Regions from separate parts of the Homo sapiens genome. Here regions 2, 3 and 4 are each linked to region 1. The links are chromatin contacts, found by Hi-C or POLR2A ChIA-PET in ENCODE. All regions are on one chromosome and are shown on one strand. The core of a region is the stretch at or near the end of the contact, and the rest is flanking DNA. Distances in the headings are between cores, read along the strand shown. Region 1 holds the start of UBXN11 (UBX domain protein 11). Region 2 holds the start of AUNIP (aurora kinase A and ninein interacting protein). Region 3 overlaps ARID1A (AT-rich interaction domain 1A). Region 4 holds the start of ARID1A (AT-rich interaction domain 1A).

Region 1 (2,741 bases), core at 98-2,597:
AAAAAAGTTACACAAATGGAATTATACAGTATGCAACCTTTTTCATAAAACAGCTTTGAGATATAATTCACATATTTCACCTTCTTACAGTGTAATTTTCTTTTTAGTATATTCACAGAGCTGTACTACCATCACAATTTTAGAACATTTTCGTCAGCCTAAACAAACCCTGTACCCTTTGGCAGTCACCCCCAATTTACCCTCCAGCCCCCACCCCTTTTCCAAGGCAGCCTTAGGCAACCACAAATCTACTTTCTGTTCTATAGACTTGCCCACACTGCACATTTCATATAAATGGAATATATACTAAAATATACTAAAAATTGAAATTTACACTTTAAAGGAGTGAAGTATGTAATACGTGAATTATATCTCAATAAAGCTGTCATGGGAAAAAAAAACAAAACTCCTAAACCAAATCCAACATTTTCGTCAAACTCACTTCCTCCCACTTCCCCCTTCTTAATGGGACCCCATCACCCAACCACATTTTTTCTCTCCTTCCTTCCCTCTTACGCCATCTTGCCTCTTACATCAAACCCTGCAGGCTAAACTCTCTCACATATAGCTGCCCCTTTCCATGGCCACCGTCGGCCGTCCTAGTGGGACTCTCACTGCCCATTCTGGGGGCTGTCACATGGCTCCCAACTGACTTCCCTACTTCCAGTGTCACTCCAGTCCAGTCCGACACATTGTCTCCAGGTTAATCTTCTCCCAGATTACAAGGGCCCCTGAAGGCAAAGGCTGCATTTCCCTGTCCGTTTGGGGGGACTCCTGAGGGCAGGGGCATATCTCTTTCTCCTTCAGATTAGGGAGCCCTGAGGACAGTCGCCTAACTCCTTCACTTTGGGGCTTCCAAGGGCAGGACTGTGACTACCCCTCAGGCCAAAAGGTCCTTAAGGCAGAGTTGTCACCCACTTCAGACCTGGCTCTGAGAGCAAATCTCTGCACCATGCCTCTACATCTTTGGAACCAAACTCAGTGCTGTGCTTGACTCACAACATTCTTCTTCACACCTCCTCGGCCTCTCCGTCATCCCCAGAGCCCAGAGCTCTGGCGGGGACACGGTCCGGCCCGCTGCCAGGACTCCCTAATGCCCCCAGGACGCGCTCAGGGAGCGACGTCTATCACGATCTAACCCAGCCCTGGAGGCCGTGTCGCCTCCTTCCGCCTCCACGCGTAGTCATGGTAAGCAGGGTCTTGAACCTCTCCTGTGGGAGCCGCGGAGCTCGCAGGCCCTCGGGGCTCGGGCTCCAGCCTGCGTGGGGACTCCAGGGGCAGAAAGGTCTTAAGCCAGACTCACCACGCAGGGCCGCTAGCCGTCCCGCAGCGCCGCCATCTTGTTGTCACGCGGTTTCCTAGGCGACCAGGACCCGTGCACTTCTCATTGGCTAGTTTGAGGGAGGCCTGAGCAACCTGCAGACAGCGAAGGTGGATACAGTCGCCTGTGCTCGGATTCTATTGGCCCACAGAGTCGGTATTCTTCGCGGGCGAATCCCAGAATGCACCGCTCTGAGAGGGCTCCAGGTCCGGGGCGGGGTGGGGGGGGGGGGTGGTTCGTTCCTACCCTCAGGTGCGGGAGGAAGGAGCCTGGGATTAGGTTAATGAAACTGCTGGCAGCCTCACATTCAGGACCTGAATGTGTGATCCCGACAGTGCCGCTATTTTGCTAAATTGATCTTGGGAGGAATTATCCCTCTTAGCTTATTTCCCCATATGATCAGTATTGTAACACGAAGTACTGTAATACTTCACGGAGGCTGCTTTGAGGATGGATTGCAATGATGCAAGTACTTAATAAATGTTTCCTAAATCTGAGTTTCTGTGACAAATCCTTGACCAGATTGGCGCCCGGAAGGGCGGCCCAAATTCTAGTTCCCTTGTGTTAAGAGTTGGGTAAGACAATTTCCCCTCCCAGAGCCTCATCTGTAAAATTGTGTTGGATTAGACTCAGTCACCAAAACAGCTAAAGGCAGTTAAGACCACGAACTTTGGAATTAGGAGTCCTGGCTCCTTACTGTGTGTTCTTGGGCACTTTATACACCTTAGTTTTTATATCTGTAAAACAGTGATAATACCTACCCCCACTGGGTTGCCGTGAGGATTAAATAAGGTAATGCAAAGTACACGATTTTAAAGGGGAAAGCCGAAACAGAAACACCTGTAGAGAGCACTTTTTCAAAAACGTTTCCTGCTGTTAATCATCATCATCATCTCTTCACCCTTTCAGCTGTGATGGTCTGGGAGTTTATGATTTCTGATCTCAGGCACTCACTTCTTTGTGCCCAGGTTCAAAAGCCCTTTCTCTGCACAACCCAAGAGTGTTTTTCTGTTGCTTTTTTTTTTTTTTTTTTTTAATTTTCCGTTTGACTTTCTAGCCTACCACATTCAGGGAAGGGTAGGCTCTGCTCACTGCAACATCCGCCTCCCAGGCTCAAGCTATCCTCCCATCACAGCCACCAGTGTAGCTGGGACTACAGGTGTGCACAACAACGCCCAGCTAGTTTTTGTATTTTCTTGTAGAGACGGGGTCTTGCCATGTTGCCCAGCCTGGTCTCAAACTCCTGAGCTCAAGCCATCCGCCCATCTCTGCCTCCCAAAGTGGACAGCATTCTTTATATGCAAATTGGAAGCTAAAGAGAGCTACTACTACTGAGTGCCAAGTACCAGATGGTAACATGAAATTTACAGATGAGGGCCGGGCGTGGTGGTTCACGCCTGTAATCCCAGCATTTTGGGAG
Region 2 (2,741 bases), core at 161-2,660, 450 kb before region 1:
GTCCCAGCTACTCAGGAGGCTGAGGCAGGAGAATGGCGTGAACCCCGGAGGTGGGGCTTGCAGGGAACTGAGATTGTGTCACTGCACTCCAGCCTGGGCGACAGAGCAAGACTCCATCTCAAAAAATAATAATAATAAATAATAATAATAAAATGATCAAATTTCTTATCTATAAAACCAGGATAATGACAAAATCTACTTTACTGAATTTTGGTGAGTACCTGCCATTGATAAAGTGTATAAAGTCTCGGCAAAATGCCTGACACATAGAAAGCACTCAATAAAGGTTAGGTATTGTTGTTATTATTTATACACCTCTTTTCTTCCCTATAAGACTGTGAGCAACCTGAGAGCAAGAATCTTGCCCCTAGTGTCTGTTTTGAGCCTGTTTTCCGTATGTAAAATGGGTATCATTACACTATCTACCATATAGAATTGTACCAAACAAGGTAACATACCTAAAACACTTAGCACCAGCATAAAATGCTCAATAAACATGAATGATTATTATGTCGCACTTTTGTTTCTTTACAGTGACTGAAGAGCATCTTGCCTAGGTGACAGACCTGAATGTGATTTCCAGCTCCTTCTAGTTAGGCGGGCCTAGGTTAGTTACTGAACCTCAGTTTCCTCATTCCCAGCAAGAATGACGACACATATAACGCATATTCAGTATCTAATGCAGTATCCGGCACCCAGTGACTGCTCAGTACATAGGAGGCCAGCTCCCCTTCCCATAGCTTCTACTTTTCCCCTCAAAGTTACCGGTTCTGGGCAGGTAGTTGGCCTGCAACTTGGCAAATTGGGTGGAAACAGACCCCGGGGTGAGAATTTCCCCAATTTGCATTCGCATCCATCTCCCAATGCTCCAGCCTCTACTAGGACGTCTCGCAGGGACTGTGGCCTCCTAGGGAGCCTGGTCAGTTCAACTGCTCCGAGCGAACTTTCCCTCCGCCTCTCCCACACCTGAACCTTCGCCGCCCCTCCCTGCGCACCGCTCCTCCAGACCCCCCAACAGCACGCTCTTTCCTTCCGTCCCTCCCATCCTCCCCAAGCCCCGTTTTTCAACCTTCTTCAGACCACAATCCCTCTCGCCTGTGAATCCCCAACGCTGTTCCCTTCTCTGTCCCCGACTTCGCTTTCATCATCTCCAGGTGTCCCCCAAACTCCTCCCGTCTTACGCCTCCAGGCCCTACCTGGTTCCCAACGCCCTCTCATCCCCCAGCGTCCCACCTGCACTTTCCGCCTCTTCAGCGCCGCCGCGTCCAGCCACACGCCGCAGGCCTCCTCCTCGGGGCCTGTCCGCCTCATGGCCGCTGAGGAGACGAAGCCGGCAGGACGCCGGCGCAGGCTCCCGGCGCCTCAGGGAACGCCAGAACCGCGGCCGCCGACGTTCGGATCTCGCGCCAACGCTGGGGGCGGGGCTACGTCGCGACCGCCCCGGGCGCCAGCCCCGCCCCGGCAAGGCCCTGGCCCCCTTCGCTGTGCCCCGCCCACGCACTAACTTTCGCGGCCGGTCCCTTGAGTGCGTGCGGCATATTTCCCTGCGCGGAGGAGTGCGTGTTCTTTCTGATCCGCTCTTTCAAGAGCGGATTCGGAAGCTGCTGTGTGAACGGTTCTCGACAGCCTCAGAAATGTACATTTTCTTTTTGCTGTATTGAAAATTTCTTACAGTATTTCCCGGGCTTAGGAATTTGTTCGTGTCATCGCTGAATCTTCGCGATCACCCCCAGAAGGAAGTGGCTGAGCCGAGATCAGGCCCGTCGACTCCAGACCAGGGGTCCTCGACCTAAGTGGTTACCAGACACTCGAGTGTGCGAACAACTTTGGTAATTTTTTTTTTTTAATGTAAGCGTAACTACGAAGCCACATGGGAGAGGATTTTGAAGAGGTTAAAATTTGGGGTCAGGAACTAGATTTCAGTCCTGCTTTCACCGTTTACTGTGCCTTGGATTTTAAAGAGGATCAAATGAGGTTGTGAAAGTACTTTGTGAATTCAGAAAACCCCTTGGAAATGCAAAAATGTTGGCACCCCCACCCATCCTTCCGTCCCTAACCACAATCTCCATAGATGGAATATATGTACATTATACGTAATGTTTACATATTGTATATGTAAAAAAAATTTTTTTTTGAGACGGAGTCTCACTGTCGCCCAGGCTGGAGTGCAGTGGCGCTATCTCGGCTCACTGCAGCCCCGCCTCCTGGGTTCAAGCGGTTCTTCTGTCTCAGCCTCCCTAGTAGCTGGAAGTACAGGCGCACGCCACCACACCCAGCTAATTTTTGTATTTTTAGTAGAGACGGGGTTTCACCATTGGCCAGGCTGGTCTCGAACTCCTGACCTCGTGATACGCCTGCCTCAGCCTCCCAAAGTGCTGGGATTACAGGCATGAGCCACCGCGCCCGGCCAAAAATTTTGTAATTTTTTTTTTTTGGTGGAGGGAGGATAGAAGCTCAGCCACCTCTTGCCCAGTCTGCAGCAGGTCAGCCAGGAACCTCAACCATCTCTGCAGCCAGAGCCTGTCTTCATGGTGGACAGAGCCATCTCGCTTTGTCACCCAGGCTCGGGTACAGTGGCACAGTCTCAGCTCACTGCAGCCTCAACCTCTTGGGCTCAAGCGATCCTGCCACCTCAGCCTCCCAAGTAGCTGGGACTACAGGTGTGTGCCACCACGCCTGGCTAATTTTTGTATTTTTAGTAGAGATGGGTTTTCGCCATGTTGGCCAGACTGGTCTCAACT
Region 3 (2,741 bases), core at 112-2,611, 440 kb after region 1:
AACTGTATCTGACATCTGTCATGTTGTGCCCAGAACAGGCAGATATTTGTAAACCTTTGTTGAATACCTCCTAGATTCTTGCTACCTAGTTGAGCTTTGGGAGCTGACGTTTTGTTGTTTAGGTTTATTGAGAGGAGTGACAAATCCTCTCAATAAATGCTTTAAAAATTAGAACATTTGGCTGGGCACGGTGGCTCACACCTATAGTCCCAGCACTTTGGGAGGCTGAGGCGGGTCATCATGAGGTCAAGAGTTCAAGACCAGCCTGGACAACATGGCGAAACCCTGTCTCTACTAAAAATACAAAAATAGGCAGGTGTGGTGGCAGGGGCCTGTAGTCCCAGCTACTCGGGAGGCTGAGGCAAGAGAATCGCTTGAACCCGGGAGGCAGAGGATGCAGTACTCCATCTCAAAAAAAAAAAAAAAAAATTAAAACATTTGAAGGATTTTAATTTTACACAGTTTCTGTTCCCTTTTGTTCATTTCATGATAGAAGGAGAGAGGGCCCACAGTCCTTATCTAGGTTTTTGATGGTTGATTTTCAAAAAGATAACAGAAATGTCACTAGCGATTTTGGTAACCAGAGAAGCAGGGTCTTTCTGAGGTTGGTGACCTGTTTTCTTTATAGCTGACCATGTATCTGTGCCTGCTCCCCTTGAATTATAGCCCAGGTGCTCTCTCAGAGTCTCGAAAAGGAAATCCCCACCCCCTCTGTCATATCTGCCCAGACTGCTAAGAGCAGCATGTACCCTGTGCATGTAGCCATCCCTTCTCTAGAACGCTGGTTCTCTGGGCTGGACTGGCCAATCCGCTTCTCCATCTTAGTCACACTGTTCCAACCCTGATACTGCCTGCTGACTGCCTGAGCCTGTGCTGCTTGCAGCAGATTACTGTATGCTTGTTCCTGGGCCCATTTCCTGTTTCTATTCTAGTCGCTGGTGGCTCAGCTCTGCTTCCTGCCTGTGTGTCTCACACAGATTCCTCTTGCTGGAACCTTTTGTTTCCTTCGGAACAGCCTCAATCTTTGAAAAGCAACTGAGCCTTAACTCTAGTATGATGGCTCTTGAGTCACTTAGTCCTACAGAGGTCTGGCTGGAAGTACCTCTTCCCCATTAAGCACACCGTTTGAATTTTACCTTGTTTTTCAGTTTGTCGTCAGCCCTGCTGTAGGAAGTTAAGTTGGGCCAAACTTGTCCTCACTTATTAGTACACAGAGCTATCGGGACTGGTATGTCCTGATTCTTTTGTACCTGGAGCTTTTAAATGTATTTCCTACTACTCAAGAAGACACTTGGTATCCTCTCTGGCCCAAGCTTCCCTGAAGCCCAGGTGATACTTATTTTGAGTTGGGCAGGTTATGCCATCCTCAGCAGAATAACAGGCTGCAGAAAACATAGGGATGGAAAAGAAAGCGTGTGCTGACTCAACCCTCCATCCTGTGTGAGCAATTCAAACCCCCCACCCACCCCCTCAGAGCTTAGGGTGAGAGAGAGAAAGTACAGTGAGGTTGTAAAAAGGGAAGAAGTGAAGGAGGTTGTCCTGGACAAATGTATTTAAAGGCCTAAGGCTCCCCCCTCTTGCCCATTTCCTACAAAAAATATGCTTCGTGAATAAATCTTTTTTCTCTTCCTTTACAGCCACTCTTTTGGGATCATTTGATAATACTGAGTCAGAGGATTTCTGTACTGGACCCTAGGTCTAGCTATGTTTAAAAGAGAGAGATTTAATATAGGGAATTTGGGCTTACAACTGGAAGGAGTGAGGGAGCTTGCTCTAGGCTTGGCCTCCAAGAAACCAGACCCAGATTTAACCTAGATTTGACCTACCAGGGGAACGTCTATCTCGGAGCTACTATTAGATTGATTGCTCTTGAATCATACCCCTAAACCTGTGGTCCAGAATCAGTAAACTGGAATCAAGAAGCAGTAGCTGCTGCCGCCAGAACCAGCACCCAGTTAAGTGGAGGATGGAACCAAAATGCTCCTGCAGAAACAAGTAAAGGAGACAGAAATATGGTCTCTGCTTACTTTGATCTAATCTCATGAGTCAGCTTCTCATTAGCAGAAGCTGAATTGTATCCAAAACCAAGGGATTCTTGGAAATTTCGTTTTTAAGCTTTTTAACCTCTACAATTAGAGAAAGAATAGAATGGAGGCTGCATGAACTAGCCCAACAGAATATTTACAATACTGACACCCCATTCCCGTCTCCCCTCCCACCCCCAACTTTACATATGACGAACCTAAGGCCCAGAAAGGGCAAGAGACTTGTCCAGGGTCATTCAGTAAATGAGAACATTGGATTCTCTGACTGCTAGTCCAGTGGTTCTACTGTTGCTTTTACTGTTAGGACCAACTCCTGTACAAGACCAGCAAAAAGATCCTTTAAGAAAAGGCCGCAGGCACGGTAGCTCACACCTGTAATCCCAGCACTTTGGGAGGTTGAGGCGGTGAGATCACCTGAGGTTGGGAGTTCAAGACCAGCCTGACCAACATTAAGAAACTCCGTCTCTACTAAAAATACAAAATTAGCCGGGCGTGGTGGCATGTGCTTGTAATCCCAGCTACTTGGGAGGCTGAGGCAGGAGAATCGCTTGAACCTGGGAGGCGGAGGTTGCGGTGAGTCAAGATTGTGCCACTGCACTCCAGTCTGGGCAACAAGAGCAAAACTCTGTCTCAAAAAAATAGAAAAGGAAAAATGCCATATTCAGAAAATGGACTTTGCCTTCCGTATTCTCTTTG
Region 4 (2,741 bases), core at 242-2,741, 390 kb after region 1:
TGTCGATCTTTTCAGATAAACCTGGCCTTCTACCCAACTCCAGCTCAATCGGGGTCTCTTAGAATGTAATGGTAAACTTTAAACAATCTTTACGCTACAGGATAGAAAACAAATCTGACAAGCATCCATTTTCTAAGTGACTTGTTGGACTGTGCCTTTTCTTCAAGGAGAAAATGGTTTCCATTTTCTGCATCTCTCTTCTGTAATGGTTTGAACACTCAGGTTCCTGCAGTCCCTGGAGCCTCTTCTGTGGGTTTTCAGTATTAGAAGGTACTGTCTTTGGAGACTGGGGCTACTTGTCATGGTAGGCTAAGTTTTCTTAAGAGGGAGTGAGAAACGGTGTTTAGGTTTTCCTGCTGGGTAACTGTTCTATGCTCCTAAAGCAACTTCAGTGGCCTCCATTTTAAGTTAGTGGTGAGATGATCAGTTTTGACTTCAAATCCATTTTGATATTCTGATCCCATTGTTGAATGTGCTCACAACTTGATTTTTTTTTTTTTAAAGGCAAGTAGACCGAAGGCAGCTTTGGTGACTCCACTTCTTTTTAAAGTCACCCTCCTCTGCCCTCTGACTTTAAGTGACAGGCAGTTCCCTCCCCTCTCTTTCAATTCTGTAAAATGGGGATAATCCGGACCTCATGCCCCCAGAGCCTTGTAAGGACCGGCTAATGAGGGCAGGCGAGTGGGAAACGAATCGTCTGAACAATGATCAGTCATTCTTTCGGGCTTGCAAAGAGGGTAAAAAAGGTTGGGTCTTTAGCGGGGTCCGTAGAAGGCTTTGAAGACGAAAAGTGCTGTAGAGGTGCTAAGCAGCAGCCAACGGACCGGGCCCGCTGCCAGGGGGTCAGGGCTGGGCCGAGGCGGCCGCGGTCTCAGGCTCTGGCCAATTTTGCAGCCGCGGGTAAAGTTCACGCTGCCCGCTCCCCTCGGTACGGCCGGGAGGGGACAGACCTGGATAGGGACGCCGGGAGGGAGGCGGCGCAGGCTCCAGAGATGCGCGGGCTCCGGGCCGGGTTTTCTCCGAAGCCTTCGGCGGCGGCGCTGCCTAGCGAAAGCGGCTGAGGGCCTGCCGCCGCCGCGGCTTGTTCTCTCCCCTCCTCCTTTGTGAAGGGAAGGGAGCGAGTCCGTTCCACGGCCTGCGCCCGCTCCGCTCTCCACTCCGGGTTTGCCAGGCGGCCGCGACGGCGCTGGGTAAAATGGCAGTGCTGAGCCTCGTGTCGGAGTGAGGGGGACTCGGAGGAGAGTGGGGCGCTCTAGCCGCTCAGTCCGGCCGACCGCTTGCTCGCCCGCCCGCTGCCGCGCAGCAGCCTCGACCCAAGCCGCAGCTGGCGAGGGGAGGCAGGGCGCCGGGCTCGGCCCGCGCTCTGACTCTGGCTCCCGGCGCCCCGGCTGCTGCCGCGCGCCCTCCAGCCCGCCCGTCCCGGGTCCCCCTCCCCCCGCTCCCTCCCTCCCTCCCCGCCCCCTCCCCCTCGCCTCCCTCCCTCCCTCCCTCCTCCTTTCTCCGGCAGCAGAAAGCGGAGAGTCACAGCGGGGCCAGGCCCTGGGGAGCGGAGCCTCCACCGCCCCCCTCATTCCCAGGCAAGGGCTTGGGGGGAATGAGCCGGGAGAGCCGGGTCCCGAGCCTACAGAGCCGGGAGCAGCTGAGCCGCCGGCGCCTCGGCCGCCGCCGCCGCCTCCTCCTCCTCCGCCGCCGCCAGCCCGGAGCCTGAGCCGGCGGGGCGGGGGGGAGAGGAGCGAGCGCAGCGCAGCAGCGGAGCCCCGCGAGGCCCGCCCGGGCGGGTGGGGAGGGCAGCCCGGGGGACTGGGCCCCGGGGCGGGGTGGGAGGGGGGGAGAAGACGAAGACAGGGCCGGGTCTCTCCGCGGACGAGACAGCGGGGATCATGGCCGCGCAGGTCGCCCCCGCCGCCGCCAGCAGCCTGGGCAACCCGCCGCCGCCGCCGCCCTCGGAGCTGAAGAAAGCCGAGCAGCAGCAGCGGGAGGAGGCGGGGGGCGAGGCGGCGGCGGCGGCAGCGGCCGAGCGCGGGGAAATGAAGGCAGCCGCCGGGCAGGAAAGCGAGGGCCCCGCCGTGGGGCCGCCGCAGCCGCTGGGAAAGGAGCTGCAGGACGGGGCCGAGAGCAATGGGGGTGGCGGCGGCGGCGGAGCCGGCAGCGGCGGCGGGCCCGGCGCGGAGCCGGACCTGAAGAACTCGAACGGGAACGCGGGCCCTAGGCCCGCCCTGAACAATAACCTCACGGAGCCGCCCGGCGGCGGCGGTGGCGGCAGCAGCGATGGGGTGGGGGCGCCTCCTCACTCAGCCGCGGCCGCCTTGCCGCCCCCAGCCTACGGCTTCGGGCAACCCTACGGCCGGAGCCCGTCTGCCGTCGCCGCCGCCGCGGCCGCCGTCTTCCACCAACAACATGGCGGACAACAAAGCCCTGGCCTGGCAGCGCTGCAGAGCGGCGGCGGCGGGGGCCTGGAGCCCTACGCGGGGCCCCAGCAGAACTCTCACGACCACGGCTTCCCCAACCACCAGTACAACTCCTACTACCCCAACCGCAGCGCCTACCCCCCGCCCGCCCCGGCCTACGCGCTGAGCTCCCCGAGAGGTGGCACTCCGGGCTCCGGCGCGGCGGCGGCTGCCGGCTCCAAGCCGCCTCCCTCCTCCAGCGCCTCCGCCTCCTCGTCGTCTTCGTCCTTCGCTCAGCAGCGCTTCGGGGCCATGGGGGGAGGCGGCCCCTCCGCGGCCGGCGGGGGAACTCCC

What was found. A loop is a pair of places that touch in the nucleus more often than their neighbours do. ChIA-PET counts read pairs that join two places held with the same protein, here RNA polymerase II (POLR2A). Pooled maps may share reads with other maps.
Region 2: a pooled map shows a loop between it and region 1 (5-fold over the local background). The contact joins the promoter of AUNIP here to the promoter of UBXN11 in region 1. A Hi-C loop is called at or near these places in 5 of 50 pooled maps.
Region 3: a pooled map shows a loop between it and region 1 (5-fold over the local background). The contact joins the enhancer-like site here to the promoter of UBXN11 in region 1. A Hi-C loop is called at or near these places in 4 of 50 pooled maps. POLR2A ChIA-PET finds 5 or more read pairs at or near these places in 2 of 52 experiments (K562 and activated CD4-positive, alpha-beta T cell).
Region 4: a map of naive thymus-derived CD4-positive, alpha-beta T cell shows a loop between it and region 1 (6-fold over the local background). The contact joins the promoter of ARID1A here to the promoter of UBXN11 in region 1. A Hi-C loop is called at or near these places in 1 of 168 maps with a recorded cell type or tissue (naive thymus-derived CD4-positive, alpha-beta T cell), 2 of 37 single-sample maps with no recorded cell type and 7 of 50 pooled maps. POLR2A ChIA-PET finds 5 or more read pairs at or near these places in 1 of 52 experiments (OCI-LY7).

The regions. Positions count from the first base shown.
Region 1 is chr1:26,305,289-26,308,029 of GRCh38, forward strand. UBXN11 (UBX domain protein 11) reads right to left here and starts at 1,348. Exons shown (of 15, transcript NM_001389556.1): 1 at 1,304-1,348. RefSeq lists enhancers at 1,139-1,188, 1,589-1,678.
Region 2 is chr1:25,858,047-25,860,787 of GRCh38, forward strand. It overlaps AUNIP (aurora kinase A and ninein interacting protein), which reads right to left and starts at 1,411. Exons shown (of 3, transcript NM_024037.3): 1 at 1,234-1,411. The coding sequence starts at 1,311. RefSeq lists enhancers at 1,066-1,691, 1,589-1,818, 1,692-2,317 and silencers at 1,309-1,568, 2,169-2,228.
Region 3 is chr1:26,743,375-26,746,115 of GRCh38, forward strand. The region is part of intron 4 of ARID1A (AT-rich interaction domain 1A); the gene reads left to right. Among named protein-coding and RNA genes, the nearest start is that of PIGV, 43 kb to the right of the region's middle. RefSeq lists an enhancer at 957-1,026. Within about 2 kb of position 1,362, at least 31 of the 41 ENCODE cell types and tissues checked have a DNase peak (open chromatin) inside an H3K27ac peak, as active enhancers do.
Region 4 is chr1:26,694,524-26,697,264 of GRCh38, forward strand. It overlaps ARID1A (AT-rich interaction domain 1A), which reads left to right and starts at 1,492. Exons shown (of 20, transcript NM_006015.6): 1 at 1,492-2,741. The coding sequence starts at 1,881. It overlaps LOC124900417 (translation initiation factor IF-2-like), which reads right to left and starts at 1,882. Exons shown (of 2, transcript XM_047439473.1): 1 at 1,694-1,882; 2 at 1-1,442. The coding sequence starts at 1,882. The coding sequence ends at 756. RefSeq lists enhancers at 325-1,261, 1,262-2,197 and silencers at 1,176-1,505, 1,596-1,755, 2,126-2,455, 2,506-2,741.